Linked DNA regions of Homo sapiens: regions 1, 2, 3 and 5 are each linked to region 4. A link is a loop called in an ENCODE intact Hi-C map of the cell type or tissue named here. Cell type or tissue: heart right ventricle. All regions are shown on one strand. Each heading gives the region's core, and the rest is flanking DNA. Links, peaks and the distances in the headings are about the cores only. Region 1 overlaps SETBP1 (SET binding protein 1). Region 2 has its middle 400 kb from the start of LINC01478. Region 3 has its middle 340 kb from the start of SYT4. Region 4 has its middle 240 kb from the start of MIR4319. Region 5 holds the start of SETBP1 (SET binding protein 1).

What was found. Hi-C counts contacts between places; a loop is a spot of excess contacts. Peaks named below come from ENCODE experiments on the same cell type or tissue, not always from the same donor. Only the 100,000 strongest peaks of a DNase experiment are listed, where the experiment ranks them.
Region 1: a loop joins it to region 4, with 2.5 times the contacts of the local background. A loop is called at or near these places in 18 of 110 quality-filtered maps.
Region 2: it touches region 4 in a loop (4-fold over the local background); 17 of 110 quality-filtered maps call a loop at or near these places.
Region 3: a loop joins it to region 4, with 8 times the contacts of the local background. A loop is called at or near these places in 27 of 110 quality-filtered maps.
Region 5: it touches region 4 in a loop (10-fold over the local background); 63 of 110 quality-filtered maps call a loop at or near these places.

Annotation. Positions count from the first base shown.
Region 1 is chr18:44,915,753-44,920,684 of GRCh38, reverse strand. All of the region lies in intron 3 of SETBP1 (SET binding protein 1), which reads right to left. Among named protein-coding and RNA genes, the nearest start is that of MIR4319, 52 kb to the left of the region's middle. In heart right ventricle, for the core only: no CTCF peak of the experiment used is centred there; DNase peaks (open chromatin) are centred at 2,383 and 3,015; H3K27ac peaks cover 223 bases.
Region 2 is chr18:44,128,169-44,133,100 of GRCh38, reverse strand. No RefSeq gene overlaps it. Among named protein-coding and RNA genes, the nearest start is that of LINC01478, 400 kb to the left of the region's middle. In heart right ventricle, for the core only: a CTCF peak has its summit at 2,556 (motif pointing left); no DNase peak of the experiment used is centred there.
Region 3 is chr18:43,618,902-43,623,833 of GRCh38, reverse strand. No RefSeq gene overlaps it. Among named protein-coding and RNA genes, the nearest start is that of SYT4, 340 kb to the right of the region's middle. In heart right ventricle, for the core only: a CTCF peak has its summit at 2,712 (motif pointing left); no DNase peak of the experiment used is centred there.
Region 4 is chr18:45,210,312-45,215,243 of GRCh38, reverse strand. It overlaps a transcript of SLC14A2 not described here. Among named protein-coding and RNA genes, the nearest start is that of MIR4319, 240 kb to the right of the region's middle. RefSeq lists an enhancer at 2,185-2,234. In heart right ventricle, for the core only: no CTCF peak of the experiment used is centred there; a DNase peak (open chromatin) is centred at 2,323.
Region 5 is chr18:44,676,942-44,681,873 of GRCh38, reverse strand. SETBP1 (SET binding protein 1) reads right to left here and starts at 986. Exons shown (of 6, transcript NM_015559.3): 1 at 853-986. SETBP1-DT (SETBP1 divergent transcript) reads left to right here and starts at 2,002. Exons shown (of 2, transcript NR_187430.2): 1 at 2,002-2,258; 2 at 2,985-4,932. RefSeq lists silencers at 1,112-1,161, 1,302-1,551, 2,222-2,861. In heart right ventricle, for the core only: CTCF peaks have their summits at 1,088, 2,572 and 2,772; DNase peaks (open chromatin) are centred at 1,193, 1,783 and 2,743; H3K4me3 peaks cover 2,820 bases; H3K27ac peaks cover 2,900 bases.

The sequences.
Region 1 (4,932 bases), core at 463-4,462, 290 kb after region 4:
GGCTGAAACCACAGTGGACAACCACTGATGACTGACAGCCACCCTTATGACGATGGATAAGCACAGAGATTATTTTTAAACCACTGGGCTCTTGTTTTTCTCCCTTTTACTAACTCGTCTGATCTTCCTGCACCCCTCACTTGCAGGATTCTCTCTTTCTTGCCGGGCTTAGCCGAATTACAATTAGTCTGTAAGTTCTCACACCCAACTCCAGTCCATTTTCTCTAGTAAACATTCTTTTATTTAGTTGTCCATTCAACAAATATTTTTTGAGCAAAAACTAGATGCCAGATCCCATTCTAGGATACACGGATGAGTAGGGCAGTGGTTTAAATGCTTTTGTTCCCTTCCAAACCCAGATATTGGAAATTTAATCCCCAATGCAATAGTATCTAGAGATGGGACTAATCCATTTCGCCCTCATACATGGATTCATACTCCTATGGATAACAGGCATGCGAGAGTGGGTTCACTCTCTCCTACTCTTCTGCCATGTGAGGACATAATGTTCCTTTCTGAGGGTTGCAGCACTCAAGGCACCATACTGGCAGCAGAGAGATCAGGTAAGTTTCTTGCATCTTGACCTTGGACTTTCCAGTTTGAAGAACTATGAGAAATAAATTTCTGTTCCTTATAAATTACCCAGTCTGAAGTATACTCTTATAAAAGCACAAAATGACCTAAGACAATTAGTGAACAAAACAGCCTGCCTGCCCTCATGAATCTTACATTCTAGTGGGGAGAAAGGAGATAGGAAAACAAACAACCCAAAAACTATGTTTATATCTATATGTGTGTGTGTTTACACAGACAGAGATATATCTGACATACATACAAACCTATATGTAATATTTAGATACAAATTCATGTATGTATATGCATATGTGTGTATATGCATATGTATGTGTGTATATGTACATACAATACACATATGTATACATATATATAATATAATAAATATATATTAATCAAATGGCACAGATTATTAAGGAAAAACCAGAGAGGATATGGGGACAAGCTTAAAGACGGGGGGATCTAGCCGGGCATGGTGGCTCATACCTGTAATCCCAGCACTTAGGGAGGCTGAGGCAGGTGGATCACGAGGTCAAGAGGTCGAGATCATCCTGGCCAACATGGTGAAACCCCATCTCTACTAAAAATACAAAAATTAGCTGGGTGTGGTGGTGTGCACCTGTAGTCCCAGCTACTCAGGAAGCTGAGGCAGGAGAATCACTTGAACCAGGGAAGTGGAGGTTGCAGTCAGCCGAGATTGTGCCATTGCACTCCAGCCTGCCTGGTGACAGAGTGAGACTCTGTCTCCAAAAAAAAAAAAAAAAGATGGGGGGATTTGATTTAGACAGGCTGGCTAAGGATACCCTTTCTGATAGAGTAACATGCAAATGGAGACCTAGGTGAAATGAGCTCTCACATCTCTAAATAGTTTCTACCTGCAGAGTCAGAACCCTATGGTTAATTCCTTAATTCTCTTAATGTATTATATTTTTGTTCAACAAATATTTACTGAGCACAAACTATGTGACAGACCCTGTGGACTAGATGATGACCACATGGCAGAGAATGGAATGGACATGGCTATGCTTTCGTGGAGCTCAAGGTCTAGTACAGGAACTGGCATCCTTAACCACATGAGTGTGAAAAGGGCACTGGGCCGAGCTATGCTGGCTTTGCTACTTCTTTATCTCCAGCAGAATCCAAAGTGGGACTGCTATAGATATTAAGCCCCAGGAGAAGAGTCTGCTGGAAGTTGACATATCTCTGCAAAGTGCTCCAGGGAAAGGGGAGTTTCCCCTACAGTTCTGTTGAACTGTCATTTGTGGGGTCCATCCCAGTGGCAGTGCACATAAGATCATCACCTCAGATTTAAAGTTGATAACTAGAACACAAATTCTCACATTCTCTTGCCATATTATATAGTCAAATGTTTTTATGTACATCTTCTTTTGTAAACATTCTAGCAATTCTGTGCACTAGGTAGAACTGCACGAGAAGGCTAGAAGTGGAAACATTCACAGTTGGAAAGGACCTTTGAGGATATCTGATCCAACTTTTTACCTACTGCTGGGTTCCTGTCCTCAGCATTTCAGAGCAAGGGCCACCCATCTCTGCCTCAACATCTCTAATGACAAGAAACCTATGATTATGAGGGAAATCTCTTCCATTTCTTGATAGTCCAATGGCTTGTTAGTGGCCAGGTAGGATAAATTCCATGTTTTCTAACTCAGAGTCAAGTGGTCTTTTCACTGGGATCCTCTCCTGGAAGGCCGCTGCCGAGGAAGCCTTTCATGGAGAAGGCCTGGCCTGGGGAAACCTACGCTCCAGGTCACTCCAGCTGAGCCTGGGCCCCTCTTCCTCAGGATGAGGTGGTGGCTCCACCCCAGTGACCCTTGCCCCATAAGTGCATGTTGCCAGAAAGTATAACCAGAGCATTGTGACCAGATCCAAAAGTAAACACAGATAATGCAGAGGAACAGGCTGTCCCGAGGATTATTATTTTGAAGTAGACTATATGTGGGGGTTCATTTAATCCAATTGTCTGACAACTGTTTATTGAGAAGAAAGTATGAATGGCTCGGCAGCACCGGGAAGGATTTTGGCTTTCAGACATCTAATCTACTAAGCCCTCCAAAATACAAACCGAGGGCGGCATGCTGTGGGAGGGCCATGGTGAACAAGTCCATTTAAGGGCACATGAGCACTAGGAGGCTTTTCTAGGTGAGACACAAGCTCGCTGTGGTGGGGGCTGACATGCTCAGGGCTTCCTTTCCCCTTCTATTTCCTTCTCCAAACCTGGCTCCCGGGAGTCCCAAAAGTCATGGTGAGTAGTAGAGTCATCCCCTTGAAGCCCAGTATCCCAGAGCCCTGCCATGCACGGGCTTTGAGTGCTGAAGCCAAGGACACAGAGCTCCAGGGCACCTCACAGCCTTTGCTGCATGAAACAGACACTGGCAGGCTTGAGGACAAGCTGGAGAGGGTGAGGGAAATGCTGAGGACTCAGAAATCAACAACTCGAGGAGGCAGAGCTCCAACCCTCCTGCTGGGGGTGGATGGGGAGGCATCAGAGCATTGAACCCCTTGCACATAGACAAGGGAAGAAGATGAAAGAAAGACAACTCACTCAGTAACTGTATCAGAGAACCACAAAGTCGGGCATTTAGATATAACTTGGTCCTGGGTTAAAAAAATTTTAAAGCTTTGTAACCCTTGGTTGAAATAAAATCACAGCTGGAGCATAAACAAATAAAGAAAGTAAAAGCTGAGTAACTCTGGGATCAGAGAGCTGGAAACACTCCCAAATATCCTGCACCAAACTGCCTCTCCCCAGGCAGTGACCCTAGAGTGGGCCCTACACAGCACTTGGAAAGCACTGTTCAAAAACCACCAAGTAAGACTCACCACCTTTTCGTTTTACAAATAAGGAAACTGACATGCAGCAAGTAAGGGCTTCCAGCTCACCTGTCTCACAGGCATCCTGGTGCACGCTATTCCTATCCCACACAGAAGGTTGAGAAGGGTGTCCTTTCCCTGATATCTACTCAGAGGGACATTCAGGAGGTTCTCTGGAGAATAGGGCTATCTCCAAACAGCTACACCTATTAATTTCTTTCCCTGATGGGGTTCCCCAGAATCAATTAATAGGGCATGGTGAAGTCAATGAATTGGCAGGCTGGACAGCAGCCATGCACTGATGAGGTCTGGGAAACCAGGGAAGCGGCTTATTTGGCAAAATCTGTGTTACCAGGTTCAGGGAGGTGGGGGCCTTCACTTTCTGGTACCATTTTCATTTATGTTATCCCTCATACCACCCAACATCCCTGTAAAGTTCATAAGAGAGGAAACTATGAGTTCCATTTTATACTTGAAGACAATGTAGCAGAAAGAGTTCAGATGACTTGTCTGAGGTTGACAGAATGAATAGCAAAGTTGGGAGTTAAATATAGATTTTCTGACATAGTTTAGGACTCATTCAATCTCATTATGCTGACTGCTCAGAAAATATTCTCTCCGTGTCTGGGCTGTTTCTTGGATACTTTATGCCGTATTCACCAAATAGGGCAACAACAGTTCATGCTGCCTGTGTAAATAGAAGGTGGTGTCTCAGTCTAAGATTTCACTGTGACCTGGGCTGTAGCAATATTTACACAAATTAAGTTTAGGATATTTGAGAGCTTGAGAAGAACTTAATAAATATCTGTGGAATGAAGGAAAGAAAGAAAAAAAGGAAAGACAGAAACATTCATGGGTGGCAGGCAAAAGATTGTCCTCTATGGGAAAATTCCAAGGAACCTTTCATCAGGCAGCATTCCTGGTCCCACAAACTCCAGCCAGCCTGAAAATCGGAAATCAGAAAAGAAACAGATGTTTGTTTGGACTAAGAGTAGCATCAATAAGAAGGATGATTTGGAAAGAAAAAGAGAGTAGTTAAGAGAAAACTTTTTTTGAGACAGAGTCTTGCTCTGTCACCCAGGCTGGAGTGCAGTGGCATGATCTCGGCTCACTGCAATCTCCTCCTGCCAGATTCAAGAGATTCTTGTGCCTCAGCCTCCCGAGTAGCTGGGACTACAGGCGCGTACCACCATGACTGGCTAATTTTTGCATTTTTAGTAGAGATGGGCTTTCACCATGTTGCCCAGGCTGGTCTCACACTTCTTACCTCAAATGATCTGCCTGACTCGGCCTCCCAAAGTCCTAGGATTACAGGCCTGAGTCACTATGTGTGGCCAAGAGAAAACTTTTTGGAAGAGTCTAGTCTTAGATTTGGAGCTTAACTGACATCACTAGTGTGTGATATGGAACATCTAGTCTCTTTGCCCCTGCCCTGTTTCCTCATCTGTAAAATGAGGATCATATTATAACAGTCATCTCATGGGGACAGAATAAGATTAGAGAAGTGGAATACTTTGCCTAGGGCAC
Region 2 (4,932 bases), core at 340-4,339, 1.1 Mb after region 4:
AAGTTGATGCCTTACCATTTCTTATTCTGTGATTAGCCTTTATATGCAGTGCTCCTTTTCCCACTGGGCTTTTTTTTCTCTAAGGTTTTTGTCCTTGGTCTTAGGAATGTTCAAGTTTTTTTTTCTTCTATTTTATATATTTGCCTTTAACTTTGTTTATGTGTATTTTACTATACAAATGTTTAAATTTTAAGTGTAGTAATATTTTTACTTTTTTTTTTTTTTTTTTCCTGCAGATGGAGTTTCGCTCTTGTTGCCCAGGCTGGAGTGCAATGGTGCGATCTCGGGTCACTGTAACCTCCACCTCCCGAGTTCAAGCAATTCTCCTGCCTCAGCCTCCCAAGTAGCTGGAATTACAGGCATGTGCCACCATGGCTGGCTAAGTTTTTTGTATTTAGTAGAGATGCGGTTTCACCATTTTAGTCAGGCTGGTCGCAAACTCCTGACCTCAGGTGATCCACCCCCATCGGCCTCCCAAAGTGCTGGGATTACAGGCGTGCACCACCGTGTCCAGCCTATTTTTACTTTTTATGGCTTCTGATTTCGTGTTTTAGAAAAACCTTTGTTTTGCAAGATTATAAAAAAATTCTAATTTTTTATTCTCATAACTTTAGAGTTTTAAATATATACACATTCATAATCTACTTGGGATGGCTCTTATGTCAATGTGAGAAAACAATCTAATTTAATTTTGACCTCTTTCCCTCCTTCATGTATCCAAATGAATAAAACCCCTTTTCCCCCACAGAGTGCATGAAGCACTATTATTACTACAGCAGTTTGGGAAATACTCTCCAAGCCTCCAGTAATTCATATTTGGGGCTCTGATCCATGAATATTCTTCATAAATGGCCATGTATCCATGAAAATAGTTCAGGTTTTTCATTCAGTTTTCTACAAATGTCTATTAAAACTCTGGGAAACATACATTTTAAAAACCAAAATCCATGGTTCAAACATACAATTATTCTATAACTGTCTCCACAAACTTGCCTCCCAGTGAAGACTATGGAAACTCCTCTTCCCCACCTAAATAGCCTTTAAATCTTGAGAGGTTTCTTTTCATTTAAGTTCACTTAAACAGAAACTTATTTAATCTCCACAGAAGTATTAATACTTTAAGTCAGGGTTTATTATACATTAAATAACTGAATAGAAGAAGGCTTTCATGTTCCCAGCAATAATTAGCAGAGTCAGTCTTTAACCACAAGCTATCTACCTGCTCCCCCATCTCTCTACCTGTCTGTGCTTATTTCACTGACCACACAGCTTGCATATCTGTAAAAATGTAGGTTCTTTGTGTTGATTGGTTCTGTGATTCTTAACTTTTGTCCAAGGTGAATGCAAATACTTTCAATCAATGTAATCAATGTTTACAGTCCATATTAACTAGTTTGGATTAGCAAGAATGATCATATATAACAATTGGAAATAAGAAACATTATATGTATGTATCATTTATATAGTCATAGATAAATATTCAGTTCCAACCACAGGTCCACAAGTTCCATGAAACTGCATATGTAAATTTCTTTCTGAATAACTTTTTAGTAACTGTAAAATTTTCCATTCCAGTATGCACAAAAATTGATTTATTTGAGTAGAGTTAGAGAAAAAGGAAACTAGTTGTGGTTAATAGGGAAGGAAGATAAAGCAAACGTCAAAAATAAAACTTTTACAAAAGCTTTGCCAAAGCTGAAGGAAGATGAGAAAAATAAATTTAGTTCTTAGACGAGTTCTCTGTGACTAGTTTTTGTGAGAAGAGAAATAATTGAACCAAATCAAAGGAAATAATAGAGGGAGCCTTGCAGGGCTGAAGTTAGGACTCACTGAGAACTTGAGGGACAAGAGTGAATTACTCTCCAGTCATAAAACAAAAAGCTGCTGAGGATAAGGCAAACAAACATGCCTCATATCTTCATCAGTAAGTGTTTATCTTCAATAAGTACAAAAAGTTATATGGACCTTTTTCAAATTGTAGGGAAATCATAAAAAGCTTCTAATGCATCAAGATATAATAGTTGGAAATGTATAGTACTCCACCCACTATTCTTTGTAAAAGATATTTAAAATTGTTGACCTTTTCTTACTTTATATATATTTTTATGTATTACTAAGCTGTTTTATTATTTTGCTGTTGGGAAGATTGATTTATTTACAAAGGTTTTCCGTAGGTTAACCATACATATTGTCTCTCTTAATCCTATTTTCCCCAGAAGACTTTAAATTCTTTAATGTCAAATTGTCTTGCCATGGTGGCTGTCAGAAATCTGACCCCTAGAGTTGGGGGGAGCCTCTTTCGAATCTAGTTCCAAGTGGTATCTTACGAGGGAATAGAGAAAAATGAGACTGGAAAAATAGGCTGGAGCAAGTCCATGTGCCAATTGTATCTTCTTACCCTTTAACATATAATTAGACCTGGCAGGCATATGGCAAATGCTTTTTCTGTGTACTTTATGCACACAATACTCAAAACCATTTCCAAATTTCTGGTCCCTCCTTTCTGGCCCACCAGTGGTCCGTGTTCTGTGAGTGTCCTGTGTAATTCTGACCCCTAGTGGCTGAGGAGGCTAGACCTAAGACACATTTCAATCAACATTTTTCGTAAGATGTCATGCACTAAACTGCTAACCTATTTAATTTTCTTTTTAATTTTTGCATCTAAATCTGACTTGAAGTCAGCTCCATCCCCCCACTGTTTCCTGATTCAGTGTACCTCTTAATCTATCTATCATGCAATAGACAACCATGAAATCCAAAGCTGCTTTTATTCCTGGTTGATAGGAATGGGATGTAAGGTTTAATGAGAGGGAGAATGGTATAGGTCTTATACCCAATCAAAAGGTCATCCTCCTTTATAGGAGACTGAAAATAAAAACTACACTATGAAACCAAAAGTCCAACTTGTGTCAGATATATTTCCCAAGATTTTCCAATTTGAGCTCAGGGAAAACTATTATTTTCACTGGATCAATTCATGGTAATTACACTTTGTATCTAGAAACCTTCTGTCAAAATCCAAATATTTCACAGGGTTGCATTAATATCTAATACCAAGTAAGTACCTAATAACACTAATAACACCTTAAGATAGTTGATGGAGTAGATTAAAATGATTAAGCCAGAGACTGGAAAAAAATGCACATAGACTGGGTCATTTTGAAAGCAGGATACTGACAATGGTATAATCTGGACTATGAAGTAAAATAGCATGCCTAACACTAAGATGTCATTGTGGATGGTAACTGTATGTTCACACACAGAAAAATGTGTATTGCCTTCCATCTTTACAGGCTTTTGTGGTGAGGAAAGCAGGGATTGTCACCCCATTTTGCGGTTACATAAAATAAGGCACAGATAGGCTATTCATCTTATCTAAAGTTACAGTGCTAGTTTATGGAAGAGTTTAAAATTAAGTGCATGTTTTTTTATCATAAAAGGAACTTTTTTTTTTTATTCACACTAGACATATGGGAGGACCACTTCTGCGAGGTCCTTTGGTAAGTCACCTTATTCTAAGAGGACATACGGCAGTTGAGAGAGTAGGAAAAGGGGCAGAAGACAGAACAGTAAAATGAGGAAGCATGACATGAATTTAATTATGTCATCATTTTTCTAATAGAGAGCCAACTAGATCACACAGAACTAAAAAGCAAATGTGGCATTTTCTGGGAGAACTGAGACTGTGAGTGTTACCAGTTAATAAAATAGGGTTCAGGAGTGGAATTTGAGTCTCTGGTTGGACTTTATCATTATCAATATATTTTTGAGTCCTTCATTATTTTAGGCACTGTGATAGATAATAAAATTATGATAAAATTGATAATAATATTTTATTGAGCACTTAGTATCTGTTTCAAATAATTTATGCCATGTAACCTCATGGTAAACCTGGGAGGTATGTATTATTATTAAATTCTTTAATGTCAAATTTTCCTGCCACAGACAATTTGGCATTAAAGAACTTAATTAAAGACATTAATTTACATTTTTACTTATGGAAAGTTAATCTTTAAGTTTCTTTCCATAAGTAAAAAGACTGAGGCTTGTAAATGTCAACTAAGTTGTCCAAAGTCTTAACCTTATACACAGCAATCACTCTAACCTCCATATCCCTTGGGCTTAACTGTAAAGACAAATGCATGAATAAGACAGGCAACTCCTGCCTCCTTCTAGGAGCTTTTAGGGCACACACATGAAGTACAAACTTGTCCAAGTACCCTTGCAAAATATTCAGAAATAAAGTAAATGCAAGATAAAAATAAAGACCCAGAGTAAAGTTAGCTTGAATTTCAATGTGTAATAAAATTAGACCATTAACAATCAAATTATATAAAAGGAGCTATTTCATGTCAAGTAAATCACTAAGTCAAATTATTTTTGGTTAGTTTTTTAAAGGAACGGGTGCAGAGAGACTATTTAAGAGTTTTTTTTTAAATCATCCATATGAGATATGTGGAGGATTTCCTTATCCTGTGACTTTCTCACTCAGATGTATGCTTGCATGGAAAAGTCACTGGGGCAGGAAATTATCTGCCTATGACTACTCTAGTGGGTGGGGCATGGAAAGAGATTTTCATCATGATCCCTTTATGTAAAAGGAGAAGGAGGAGCAATTGAGGACCATTTAAAGAAAAGAAGAAGGAAATTTTAAAAATAAAACAAGAAGAGAAGAATCTACTGTGATTATTTTTCATTAGTTTAAGTGACTGGATATGGGGACTATTAAACAAACAAACAAAATAGAATGTAAATTAATCAGCTATTTCTAACTCATGCTGATTGAATATTAAACTTTCACTCAGGGTTCTATCAAGGCTTCAGCATCTGAGAGTGAAATCATATAGGATTTTCTATCCTTGAGCAGGACACAGCACCAGTTTGACATCCTGGTCTTCATGAAAGTTCCTGGTTTCTTTATGCTTTTTAATT
Region 3 (4,932 bases), core at 588-4,587, 1.6 Mb after region 4:
TTGAAATGGTAAATGACTCAAGTGAGGCTTTGAAACATTCTTCCACAAGCTTGTTTGAACTATAGCTTGTGAGACAAACCTATTGCTTCTCATGTGAAAAATCTAAAAGGTGAGGAATATTCTGGCCATTTTGCAGTCTCCTGAAGAAGAAACTAACCAAGGGAAAAAAGCGAGAGAGAGCAAAATAGAGCAAGGGAGCGAGGGCATCAACCATGTGCTTTCTGTCCTATTGGTCCACAATAGCCCTGATTACTTAATTTATTCTGTCATGTCTATTAGCTTTTTTAAAATTTACTGAATTTTTTTAAAAAAACTTTCCTTGGTTAAGCTTCTTTGAGTTTTTGTCACTTGCTCTCAAAAGAATTCTAAGACATCACTCAAATATGATTGAGATATTTATTGCAATTCTGTCATCTTCCTAATGTCATTCTCTTATCTTTTCCTGTCATGTGATAACTAGAATGTCACTAATTTGAAAGGAATGTTTCCTAGATTTTCTATTTTTATAATAATAATAATAGTAATAAATAATAAAAGAACATTGGAAGCAATGAATTTCCCTCCGGGTACAAGTTTGGTTTACTTCACAGGTCCTGTCTTTATTTTTAATATTCCCTATCTAGAATGTATGAGTGCTTATTCTTGTTTTATTTAGATATTAAAGTTTTAATTCAACATAGACAGCATGACTTATAATTTTGTAAATGCTTATTATATTTTCCATGAATCAAAAATTATTAGTAGGCTGATGATCATAGGGTGATAGAGCTGTAGGGTGATGATTTTAGTATATATCCATTAAATATGTTGTGAACTTGCTACTATTGCCTTCTATTGATGAGGACAGTTTTTTGAGAAACTTTGATGCGATAGAATGTTAAGTGCTTATCATTACTTTCTTTAGAATATTTTCCTTTTATATTATATATAGTTATAGTATTTAGTTGTTTGGATGACAAAAATTTATTTTCTTTTCAAATTTCAATGAAGATACCTTATTTTATAATCAGAAAATGAAATATTACAAAGATAATCTATCTTTATTATCTTTATATGCTATTCATATAAATAGGCTGAATAACATCTTACTCGTTGTGTCCTACAATTTGCTTTGTCTGCCTGACATTTATTAGCTGTGTAGGTACAAGTGATTTAACCTCACTGGATCTCAATTTCCTCATCTGTAAGGCATGAATATTAATATGAACTTCATATGATCTGTTTAGGAGTACAAAATGAGGATGTTTCAGTCTGAAGATAAGGTCAATTCAAGAAATAGGAAAGCTTGAAATTTACAGGAATGTTTAATTTTCTGTCATTTTTCTATAGTTCTAAACACAATGCTTTCTCAACCACAAATGCCCAAAGATCAAGAGCGAGCAGAGCACATTATTTCATTGCTCCTGACACAGCTGGATAGGAAACATATCTAAAGTTAAGACCAATAAAATTTACATTCCTCGAACCCTTCATTCTCTAAAATTTGTTCCACCTTCCTGACTTTCAGAGTCACAACATCCTTGTCTGTTTGATGGGCTTAATAGCTCTCCGGGTAGGTTTCATGTGAAAGATTTAATCTTTGACAGACTCAAAGTGGGTGCTCAGTGAATTGTGGAAGTGGTTATGTCTTGCGGGCCAAGTGCATGTAGGGCATGAGGCTGTTGAATGTCTTGGGCAGAATATTGAGCATAACTCAGAAGCCTCTTTCTCTTTCTAGGTCTGTTCCAAACAGAGGTGTATGATCTTGGGGGATATTACTTAATACTTCCAATACTTTGTATCTTCCTCTAATACATTTTTATCAGAATTCTTTCCTGACCACCTCATCTGGTTTTATGAAGACCAAAGGGTACAATGGATGTGACTGAGCTTTGTACTTGCCTACTTTATACTCCATGGTATTGTACTTTGAACACTCCAAGTTTCTTAGCTTGGGAATTGAGACTTTTAATGGTCTGGTCTCCTCTTATTCTGACTAAATTTATTTTATATCCCACCTGAAATCTTTGCCCCAGTCATACTAAGTTACCTGAGATTCCCCTAAGTCACCATTTTTTGCAAAATGGGGTCCCCTGCAGGGAATATTCCCTCCTATGACCTCTCTCTCCCATCTCTCTGTTGGACTTACTGTTTTTGGAAACTTAGGCCCCAACCCTCATGTCATCTCATGCTGAAAAAATATTGAATTTTCCAAGGATGGACTGATATCATTTACCAAATTCTCTTGCCCTTAATTATCTTTGTATTTATTTGTATCTCTCAGAAGTATGTGAGTATGGTTTCCCAGAGTCTACCCTGGAATAAACTGCACAAACTTAAAATTGCATTAGCTTTGTTGAGTAGATAAAATAGCAAACCGTGTAGATACTCAAATATTATTTTAATGATTATAAATAATCATTTCAAATATAAATTTTGAGTAGGTGAGTGGGTAGAGTAAATAGTCTTCGTGGAGCAGGACAATGCAATAATAGATATTTTTTAAAAGTTTAAAAAATTTTTAATTACTGAAAACATATAAGGTGTCATCGGGTAAAAGAATCATATATGATAAGAATGATGTTTTGAGCTGGCAAACTTTTAAAGAAGCTCTTTATTTTCTAAAGCATTCCTTTGCAAAGGAGAAGGGTCAAAGATACCACGCCTCTGTTTCCTGACAATTGCTGGGGCTAGGAAAATCTTTCTTTTGACTCTACTGCCATCTGTTGTTCAAAGAAGTAATCACATTTCTATTATTTTTCAGTGTGACATTAGATCACCTCACCTGCACATCAAAAATGCTAACTTTTGGCCCTACCCCAAAATCTGTTGGGTATGGGCCTGTGGTCTTGCATTTTCAACAAGCTGTCCAGTAAGAAAGGAACATACTGGGCAAAGAACTTAATGTATGCATCCATCGTTAGTGTGTACAAGGCTCTGCACTAAGTAGGGGCTGAGTTTCCTATTATTTAAATGAAAGCACTATCACAGATTTATTCTTGACTCATTGATGCTAGTCTTTTGCTTTCTCTTGAGCCATCCCTACTAGCAGACCAATCCTCACTACCAAGCCCCAACTTGGGTGGAAAAGAATAAATTTTAAACCTCACATCACTTTTTGTTGTATTTTATTTTGTTTTTGCTGGGTTCATTCAAAGATGTATCTATCTCATTAATATGCTAATTTTACTTTTACTTATCCAAGTCTGTGGAAACCATGGGGTAGGAGAAAACCAGTGTTCATTTATTTTTCTCCCATCAATGTTTTCACTTCAAATACTTCTTTCTCTGTTTCTAACATTTTACCTTCATTAAAGACTCAGTCCTTTGAAATAAAGTTTCTGCTTCACCAAAATAAGCAAATAAGCATTGGAGTGGTGACATATTAAAGTTTTAAGTCATTAACATTTACTAGGCCAGGCGCGGTGGCTCACGCCTGTAATCCCAGCACTTTGGGAGGCTGAGGCGGGCGGATCACCTAAGGTCAGGAGTTCCAGACCAGCCTGGCCAACATGGTAAAACTCCGTCTCTACTAAACATAAAAAAAATTAGCCAGGTGTGGGGGCAGGTGCCTGTCATCCCAGCTACTCGCGAGGCTGAGGCAGGAGAATTGCTTGAACCTGGGAGGCGGAGGTTGCAGTGAGCCGAGATCGTGCCATTGCACTCCAGCCTGGGGGACAAGAGCGAGACTTCATCTCAAAAACAAACAAACAACAAACAAACATTTACCATGAAGTTTCTAAATGAACTTTTCTATACCTTGGTAAAGAGAGATTGGAGCACTAAGACCATGGAATTATAGGGTGGATAAATCTATGTTTGGAGGAAGGAGTGAGTAAAGACACATGGATACAGTTCAGGAAAGGCAATATTTCACTGTGTGTGTGAGGGAAGGACTGTGATATCTGGAGCAGCATTAAAATGTCAATCATCAGGAGCTAGAATGATATTTAAGAATGGTTAGAAAATAGGCATATGTCAATCTTTGCATTGTGTAGTTTTGTCCAAAGCTGGCTCTGAATATCACAAGGACATATTCTATGCCTTAACTTTAGGATGCTCCAAATTCTAAACCTGCTCATCATAATTCCGGTGATCTCATTAAAGCTCATGTTCATTCTCTATCCACAAATCTTAAAAAAATAGCTGTGATAATAAATAGCTATTATATCATTTTCTAGTCAATTATTAATGATATGTAGAAAATTAGAGAATTGTGCCTGTTGATAAGCATCCAATTCTGGTTGAACTCAATTTTTATCTGTATCAGAGAGAGCTGAGCTGATATAGCTAAAAATTGAGATATATGTGTGTGTGTGTGTGTGTGTGTGTGTATATATAAATATATATATATCAGCTATATATATAGTTGTTATAGCTAAAAATATAATTATTTATACTGTGAATTTATTATACTTTTCTATTTTACTGGTTATATATATTATATATCGCCTATGTATATATATCAGCTATGTGTATATATATATCAGTTATGTATATATATATCAGCTGTGTGTGTGTATATATATGGTCAGTTTATTCTCTTTGAAGGCAGACACACTTAACTTCTTGCATGAATATAGCTTTAACTATTTTATCACTATTTATCATGTTAGTATGCTACAAGTTTCTGGTAGAAAAGCTCTATCAAGCTAAGAGAGCATTATATGGAAAGATTATTGAATTTTATTAAATGACTTTTTTCAGCATAAACTAAAATGATGACGTTTGTCTTTTTAAATTGGTTAATATTTAAAAAATTATTTTATTATTGGCTTAGAATAAACTTACAATATTTTATTTTGAATTTATGTTATGTTTATAGGTGAGATTGGCCTTCTTTCTGTATATTTGTACATATAAATGTGTGTGATTGTGCATATAGAAATGCTTGTACCCTGATAATATTTTGTTTTGATGCTGATGCTACTGCAAACTGATAGGTTATGTTGT
Region 4 (4,932 bases), core at 353-4,352:
GAAAGCAGGTGAATATTGATTCTTAATCTTAAACTCATGAATAATGTATAAGGCAATTTTAGTTTAAAGATACAGGCATTTTTTTCCTGGCACAATGGTTTTTAGAAACTCACTGTATTCAGTAACCCATAAAGAGAGTCTTCTCATCTTTTAAGAAGCCTTTCAAATTTCATCTCATTCCTACAGCCTTCCCTGACCATCCAGTCCTCACCAATCACTCCCTTCTCTAAACTCCAAGAGTACTTACTGCCTGTAGCACTCACTGGATATAAGCTATTAGGTATCTTTTTTTTCTTTTATTTCTTTTCTTTTTTTTTTTTTTTTTTTTTAAAGACATGGTCCGATAGATACTAAAACCCTGCAGGGTAGGGGTCACATTACCTTTCTCTTATTATTCCCAGTACCTAGTCTGGAGCCTGATCCACAGACCGTAAGTGTTCAATAAATGTTTGTTGTTAATGATGACATGTTATAGACACATCTGAAACATAATCTGGATAAACATAATACTGGAAAAGTGCAAATCATCATTTAACAAACATGCAAGCCAAGAAATCAATATGAGAGAGCTGTCTGAGTACCAAGTGAAAGACAAAGTAATACCCTCTTCCCTGCCCCAACATCTAACATGGTGATGGATTATGCTACATAAAATTATCGATAAAGACCAATGTAGTCACAATGATTTCTAAGCAGTAACAAGAAATATTAGATACAAAATGTAACATTACAACAAAGGCAGCAGAACTGAGAGGCCATTGTGGAATAATAGATACATTCATCTGATGAAGAACCTCTTTGCAAATAAGCAACTTCAAGCATAATGAAAGCACAGGGCTTTCCTTTCCTCCCTCTCTATCTCCCCAACCCAGAGACCGAGATTCTGATTTCCCTCAAGATACACAGAATGCACGTCACTTGCCCCTTAAACAGAGGAGGAGGAAGGCAAACTTGAGCATTCAACTGTTGCCAAAACAAACCCAAGCCTTTCAAATGAGTTAAGTTCTCATGATATGAGTCGGGTTGAGTAAATTTATACAATTCTCATTTACATACACACAAAGAGTAAAACAATCTACTTATTTCTTGTCTGAATTCCTATCTTCTTCAATAAGATTTGGCTTATTAACGTAGCAGCAGAAGTTTGGGCCAAATCTATCTAGCAATGAACCTCATCTCACCTATCTCTGTCACTCTTGCATACCCTTTTCCTACCTATACCCTTCCTTTTATCCTGGCAGGTGGGGAATGCTTAGGCAGAAAGCTCGGCCATTTCTATTGATCATATAGGTAACATCTTCAGCACTATTATTGGTCTGACGACTGTGAAACAATAATAAAAGTGGTCAGTCCAAACGTCCCTGGGCCCTGGCAGAGATCTGGGGCAGATGATGGGAAAGCGAGAATCATGGGTTGATACTTTCCCCCAAATTGTATATGCCTTACTGTGACATAAGCAGCCTGAACAGGATCATTAATTTGACTGGTCACTTCATTGGAACATTGATAAGGATTTGACTGGTTTTTAATAGCATGTACTAGTTATGTGGACTAATTAACCAATCAATAAGATTTAAACCAGTACATTTACTCCTCACCTCATCCTCTTCCATGTTACTCAGTCACCTTTAACGTTTTGAATGGGATAAAGAACTTACAAAACTAATTAGCTATATAGACAGAGCCATAATGGCCTGCATTTTCTCCACTATTATTAATGCTTTTGGTATATAAAATCTACTAGTTAAAAAAATGAAAATTGAATACCATGGGTTAATCTAGGTATAGTAGTAACAATTCCCTATAACCAGCTTGGCTTCCTTCATAGCTAAAGGATGACCAGTACCATCTCATCTCTTTGAAACAATTGACTGGTGGTGTCTTTTTGTGGGTCAATATTCTCATTGAAAGAAAGAATATATTTTCTCCTGAAAAAAATATATAAAATATTCCTAAATTTAGTGAATTCAGAAAGCCATATAATTACAGCATACAGAGTTTTCCTTCTAGATCCTGAAGACATGGACTTATAAATGATGCAGGGCAACTCACGGTCATTCAGGTCCTGTTGGCACAATGAATGGAGGTGCTCCAAGCCTTTTCCTTGTCTGTAGGTAGAGGTGCAAATACTTCAATGAGATATGTTCCTGTTCAGAAACACCCAGGATGAAAACTGGAAAGGGTCTGCCAAGAAATACAGAGGAGCTCTTTCAGCATGGTCGTTTTTTAGGATGATGGAGGCAGCTTACAAAATGGTGAGTTGGAGCAATGGCTGGAGCCAGCCTAAGGAGGCACTATGGAGCAGAAAGTTGGATCCCCCACTAGATGGCGCCAGGACACATCTATGGCATACGTGGGTACTGTTAACCATGGCACAACAGAGGGATCGGATCAGTTTTCACAATTCTGTATAGGCCAGGTCCTAATACAGTACCAACGGACTAAAGTGAGTGTATGTGGGTGTTTTATACGTCTTTAAGTTTGACCCTACATTGAAGGGTACACCTGGGGTGGCATACGTGTGTGTTCTTTGGAGTATGATTACCTATGCGGTTGTGAGTGTATCTCATGTATCACATGTGCACACACATACAATATAATAATACACATGTGCGTTAGATTATATAGATAAGGGATCAATATAGGTGTAGCTAAAGATTAGGGGCCATTATTACAATAAATAAGGATCACGTTGGAGGAGGGGGATTAGCTTCTCTTGCGCGTACTGTATGCCAGACCTTTTCATGTGCTTTCTCATGTAACCTTCACAACAGCTGCAAGAGGTGCCTACTATTGCCCCATTTTCACCAAAGGAAATTTGATGGACTTTGTATAGGTTAAGGAACTTGTCCAAGGTCACATAGCTAAGGAATTACAGGGCTTGGATTAAAATCCAGTTCTGCTAAGCTTCAAAACCATAATACAGTTATACCTCATACCACATTGACTTGCTACAGTTTCTTACAATGTGCAAATTAACTCCAGGGAATATGGTTTGTGGTATGTTTGCACAAATATACTCACATGTGCACTATACGAAATGAAAATACCTTCTATGCAAAAGTTTGATCTATGTTGGACTACAAATATACATAAAAAGTTGAATAAATATGGCATTCCACTTTTCCCTCTTCACCCCAGGATAATTATTAAATAACCCTATCACAGAAAAATATATAAGAATTAATTCCAATATATGATTCAATTAAAATGGGAGTCATTTAAAAGAATATTAACTAATTTTAAAGTAGATATATCAAATCCACATGTATACCTAAATGAAGCCATTCACTATTTACCTAAAAATACATTAGCATTAAGGTAACAATACAAGTTCCATTTATGTTGTAGGAAAAGCCTTTTCTATTGAGATGGTTGGCTCTCATCTTAACTCAGCCCACTCAGGTATGGTTTTTGTCATTGGAGATTTTGTAGCCTTTGGGCATCAGCCTTTTAATTTTCTTTTTGTACAGAAAATGTATTGTTCTGTACATTGTGTTTTGACAGACTAAAGAATGTAGTGTACATTGAGTGTTTAGCACAGTGTCTGGCAAAGAGTAAGTGCTGAATAAAAGTCAACACTAGTGATTACAATGGCTATAAAGAAGGAGAAAAAAGCAGAGGAGGGAGAGAGCAGAAAGAAGAGAAGGAGAGTAAGAAGGAGGAAAGAGAAGGCAAGAAGGTAAGAAGAAAGAAGAGAAGAGGGTAGAATGGTGGAGAGATCAACATGACAATTAATTTGAATTAATTTGTAATTTTTTTCTTCTCCCTAAAAGTTAAAGAAGTCATCTGAAACAATGTGGAATTTGAAATACCTGCCTTGCACACTGCAGATCATTCTATTTTTCACCTTAAATTTTGTGCAGTTTTCTGTTTGGTCTAAGATTGGTTAGTTTTCCTATAGGCTAAAGAATAATGTGCTAAGAACTGAGCCCCCGGCTGAGACTGTGGGATTTAAAAGGGGGAGAAAGGTAAACAGCATTCCATCAAGTTGTACTTTGGGCACTGGGAAAATATGTTGGTTGTGCTGTCAAGAAATTGACTTTTTGGCTGCATGATAAAGGTGAACTCTGGCACTCCAAAACTGGATGGAAATCACAATAGCTCCTTCTAGAAAAGTCAAAGCAAAATAGAGACATTTTCTCTGGTGCTTCAGATCCGTAAGAACATTATCTGAAAAGAGAGATCACAACTCGGGAAAAGGGGAAAATAGGAAAACATTGCCTGTTGCCTTTAGTAATAAAATTTCACTTAGCAAATTTCCTAAGATTTTTGTCATTCTGGGCCTCAGTCTTTGTTTCTTTCATTTGTGTTAGAGAATATTTGAAGTTGTACTGAGAAAAAAATAGTAGTAGTGTTAATAAAGCCTAACATGAATGAATCACAGAATGCACAACAACACATTCCATATTCTATATCACGTTATGCTCAATACAACCCTATACATTGGTACCATATTACAGATGAGAAAACCAGGCTCAGAAATTTGAATGGTTTGGTTAAAGTTACACTAGCAGATGGCAGAGCAAAAACTCAAAACCAAGGGCAAGCTGAGGCCAATACCAATCTTGTGGTCCATGATGCTGTACTTAGATGACATTCAAAATGCCTGTGGCAGTGCCTGGCACACAGTAGGCATATGACAATACTCAGCTTTACTTTCTTTCAAAACAGCATTACGCTCTTGCCTAGGTTAGAGTGCAGTGGAGCAATCATCGCTCACTGCAGCCTCGAACTCCTGGGTTCAAGCAATCCTCCTGCCTCAGCCTACTGAATAGCTGGAACTACAGGTGCACACCCCCATGCCCATCTAAGTTTTAAATATTCATAGAGGCAGGGTCTCACTATGCTGTCCAGGCTGCTCTCAAACCCTTGGCTTCAGGCAGTCCTCCCAAAGTGCTGGGATTATAGGAATGAGCCAGCATGCCAGGC
Region 5 (4,932 bases), core at 287-4,286, 530 kb after region 4:
ATAAAGAGACACACAAATTGCCCTTTTAGCGTTAGATGTCAACCGTGAGATTATCAGGACAGTTTATTTGAAACGGAAACGAATCGGAAATCCTTCCCACAACAGTCCTTTTAGACAGATACACACCCTGAGAATCCAACACAGACACACATAAAGAATAAATGCAGCATTAGGGGGCAATAAGAACTCCCCTTCCACACTCTCAATACCTCTAGCCTCATCTATTTCCAATTGCACAACTTTCAATCTCCAATGAAAATATTTCCAGTTGGATCCGATTTCAGACTTGTAGTAAGCGGTCTGGATGGGGGGGCGGGGGGAATAGGTGCTGTACTGTGCAGGGGAGGGGGGCTGGAAGACAGTATTTCGGCAGTTAACTTATTTTTTTAGAACCAGCATGCTCTACCGATCAGAAATTGCTATTACCCAACAATGCTTCCATCACAAACAGACACTGAAAACAGCATCCCCGTTATCACCATCTTGCCAAAGATCTGCCCGGTCCAGTTTACCTGACTTTGTCCCTGCGGAACTTCTCAGACAGTATTTCGGTCAAAGAGATAATGGTTTGGAAGACAAAAACAATAAATCGATACCGAAGGGTTCCCTTTCCGGAGTGATTTCCCACTGGAAACCACCGAACGGGGAAGCCTGCCGTTCATTCCCAAGCCCACGGCTCCTCTAGAAACGCACACAATGCGTGCTTTCAAAAAGGCATTCGTCTGCTTTTAAGGGAATTCCTATCTTTTCAGAGTCCCAAAACCAGAGAGCACAAGAAAGAGACTCAAATCCATTGATTAAGATTTTTAAGAAAAAGACTAACACACAGGCACAACACAAGCACACACCAACCTTCGCCGGCTGGACCACTTCTTGCCTGTTCTTCTTTCTATTAACGACACGTTAGATTCTGATACATTCCCCCCCCAAAAAAATCCAACTAGGTTACAATGTAGCTCTCTAGCTCCACTTAACCTGCAAGTTACAAAGAGAGAAAAAAAAAATCCTGCCTTCCCACCCCTTTCCTTACCCCCTCCCCCTCCCGAGTCCACTCCACCAACGCCAAACCCGCCAGCCCCGCCAGCCGGCTGCAGGACCGAGGGAGGGTGCAAAAGGCGGGGGGCGGAGGGGGGGTAGATCAGATTAGGCGAAACTCAATAAGCTCCCAGCCCTCCAGCCCAAAGCTTCCACCATCGCCGCCACCAACGAGCCACTCCAATTGAGCCAGCATCGCCGCCCACCCGCCGGCCCGCCGGAATCGCGCCCATCTCCTGCAACCTCGCCCGGACCGGCATCCCGCCCCCTCGGCCCGGTCTCCCCCTTCCCGCCGGGTGCAAAGTCAAAGACCCAGCAAGGCGACGTGAACTTTTGCATGCAGGGCACACACGTCGCCCCCGGTTCCGGGAGTGCGGGGGCCCGCGGCGCGGAGGGAGGCTGGGCGCCCGGGCTCCCGGGCCAAGGTCGCCGCGCGTGCTCACCCATGTCCCGGCGGCTCCGGCTCCGCTGGCCCCGGCGCTCGCTCAGATCCCGGCTCCCGTCGCTCGCCCGAGCCCCCAAAGGTGCTGCTGCGGCAACTCCATGGCGATGAGCATCTGTCAAACGGCGAGCCGCGAGCTGGCCGCCCTAGCTCGGGGGGCGCCGGGGCCCCCGGGCGCGCGGAGGCGGCGGCGAGCGGCGGGCGCCCCGGCCGGCCCCGCGCTTCCCGCCCGACTCTGCCGCCTCCGCCGCGCCACCGATTTATGGAGAGAGATATCAAGGGGGAAAATGGCGTCTCCGGAGCCCGAGGAGTCCTGGAGTAATCACATTCACACACACACGCCCGCACGCACACACACTCGCACACACTGGCACACAGGCGCGCGGCGAGCCCTGCTAATTTTAGCAGGAGCCAAAAAAAATTTTATATATATATATATATATATATATATATATATATCCCCGTCTCTCCGATCAATGCTTTTTCTTTTTTTGCTTTTTTTTTTTTTTTTTTTTTTTTTTTTGCTTTTCTTCAAAGGATGGGTTGGAGCGTTAAAAAATGTTGGTGGGTTTGGGCTCGCAGGAGGCGGCGCGCGGAGGGCGAGGGCGCTTTTGCTGAGCTGTGCAGTTCGGTCCGCTGAGCCCGGCGGCCCTGCCCGCCCGCTCGTCCGCCCGCGGTCGCTAGTGTTGCCGCCGCCGCCGCCGCCGCCGCCGCTGCTGCTCCATGGCCGCGCCCGCCCCGCGCCCCCGCCGCGTCCCGTCGCCGCCCGCCCGCGTCCCCGGTGAGCGCTGGAGTGGGGTCGGGCCCGTGTGCCTGCCTCCCGCGCCCTCTCCGAATCCCGGACTCCTAGTGAAAGGAAGGGGGAGGGCGCGGGCGCGGAAGGGAGGTGGATCGGAGCGGCAGCGCGGCCCAGCCGAACGGGTACCGACCGTCACCCCGCGATCTTCCTCGCAGGGGGCGCCGGCGCCCAAGCTGCTCGCCCGGAGGGCCCAGAGCCGCTTCCCAGACCAGAGCCGGGGGAGGCGCAGCCAGTAGCGAGCCCTGAGCGACCTCTCTCCCCACTCGCCCCCCTGCCCCAGTGAATTTCTGTCAGTTGAAGGGAGCGGGGCTCTTGCCCGGGGAAAAGGAAAACAGTTCGTGGCCTGGGATCTGGGACCCCTTGCCGCCCCCAGCGCCCCTCCCGCTCCCCGGCGCCCTTGCGGCCCAGTGGCTCCTGCGCGCCGGAGTCCGCCGCGAAGACTGAGCGGCCGCGGGGATCGCCGCGGGCTCCGCGCGTATTCCTGGGCTCAACACTGCCACTATCTGACACAACAGGAGCAGTGTCGGGGGGGTACTGCGCGCCCAGACGTGAGCTGTGATAGGCTCTCGAAACTGGGCGCATTTTTTTTTTAACCTGGTAATTATATTTCACTTTCAGGGTTTTTTTAAATTATTATTATTATTTTATTGTTGTTGTTAAGCGACTTGTATGCATTCAGATCTCATGTGCATTTTCTCGTTATTCAAGAGAATTGGACACTTGATGAAGGGAAGGACACGGAGAGATGACAAACGCAGACTGGCATGCAGTTGTTTTCAGGGTGGGAAGAACAAAGTGGAATGTCTTCAGTTCTTACAAAATATGGTGGCATTTGTAATCTCTGAGTTTTTGTATTTGGCCTACAAAGGGGGTCTTTTCAGGGAAACACGAATGGAACCCTTCAGAGACATGTCTACATTGTAAAACAATATAGGATAGATACGGATTCGGGAAGGTCTGCAAATGGTTCCGCTCAAAGAACTTGGGGTAAAGTTGACCGAGGACTCGGATTCTGAGAGGACTCCTATCACGTTCTTCATGAGAGTTTTAGGCTATTTGGACTGAGGAATGATTTGGAGGTACGTCGGGGGCATTCCCTCACTGAGGCCATCAGTGGCTGCCTCCCTGCATTGGCTGCTGGTTTGAGTTCCTTCACAGAACTTCTTCGTCAAGTTTTTCATAGGAACGCTGCAGTGAAGTGGAGTGAAAGAGACTGGGGATTGAAGGGTGAACCCCTTCCAGCCCCAATCCCATCCCGATTCCTGTCTGGATGCAGATTCAGTCTGACTCAGAACGGATAGTTCACCCTTTTACTGATCCAAGTGCTCTGTCCTCTTTTTTTCAGAGGAATGTTCTGACTGGCTACAAACTTTTCTTCTGTCACTGCAGGACCTCCCGTGGAGCAATTTTCGATAGGTCTTCTACTATGCTTTTTTACCGCGTCATTGTTATTGCTGAGAAAATAATGCTTAGTTAGGAAAAAAAATAGCAGAGCATATGAGCTGATGATAGAAGTAGAGATCAAGGCACAGAATACAATATCAAAACAACTATTCTCTGTAATCAAATGACCTTTCTCATTTGCTTGTACACCCAGATTTCTGAAATCCTACACCAAAGTCCACAGAGAACTAAGATAGCATGTGGCCTATTCCCCGCGCTTTTCCAGTGGAGAAAGTAGCCCCAGAAATCAGAAGGGTTTGTCCACAAGCATATGGCTGTCTGATGTCATCCAAACCAGAACTAAAGCCTATTGCCCTAGTCGTTTCCCTTCTATAACCTAGGCGTATTTACAGAGTCTTCCTTCCTGTGGTGTTGTGTGGATTAGAAAAGTAGCTAAGAAAAGCACATACCTTATTAAAATTCACTGCAATAGATGATAAGTCTGTAGAATTATAGTGCAGTAGAAGTTTACCTGTGAGATCATCTATTAGAATCCCATCTTTTTAAAACTGAGGAAACGATGCACTACCCCAAGCCACTAAGTTAATTCAAAGCCAGGAATAGATGCTATGTTCCTTGACTTCTTATCCAACGTTCCTTCCTTGTATGTAGCCCATCTCTGAATCATGAGAGGGGAGAGGAGAGAAAGGAAAGGAGGGATATTCTCACTCTCTTACATATATATGAAAAAATATATATGCCTCTGTGTGTGTGTGTGTGTGTGTGTGTGTACACACACCCATAATAATGTTTCAGTGAACAACAGACCACATATATTACTGTGATCCCATATAATATAATACTGTATTTTTGCTGTACATTTTCTGTGTTTAGATACACAAATACTTACCATTGTGTTACATTTGCCCACAGTATTTAGTACAGTAATATTCTGTACAGGTTTGCAGCCTAGAAGCAATAGGCTACCCCATATAGCCTGAGTGTGCAGTAGCCTATATCATCTAGATTTGTGTAAGTGCACTCCATGATGTTTGCACAAAGTCGCCTACTGATGTATTTCTCAGAACACCTCCCCATAAGCTAATTGACGCATGATTGGAGATATATATATATATATATATATATACACACACACATATAAATATATATACATATGTAAAATAGATACAATAAATATTTTATACACATTAATATTTTTGGTATATAATAATATATTACAAATATAAAAATTTTAATATATGATAATAAAGGA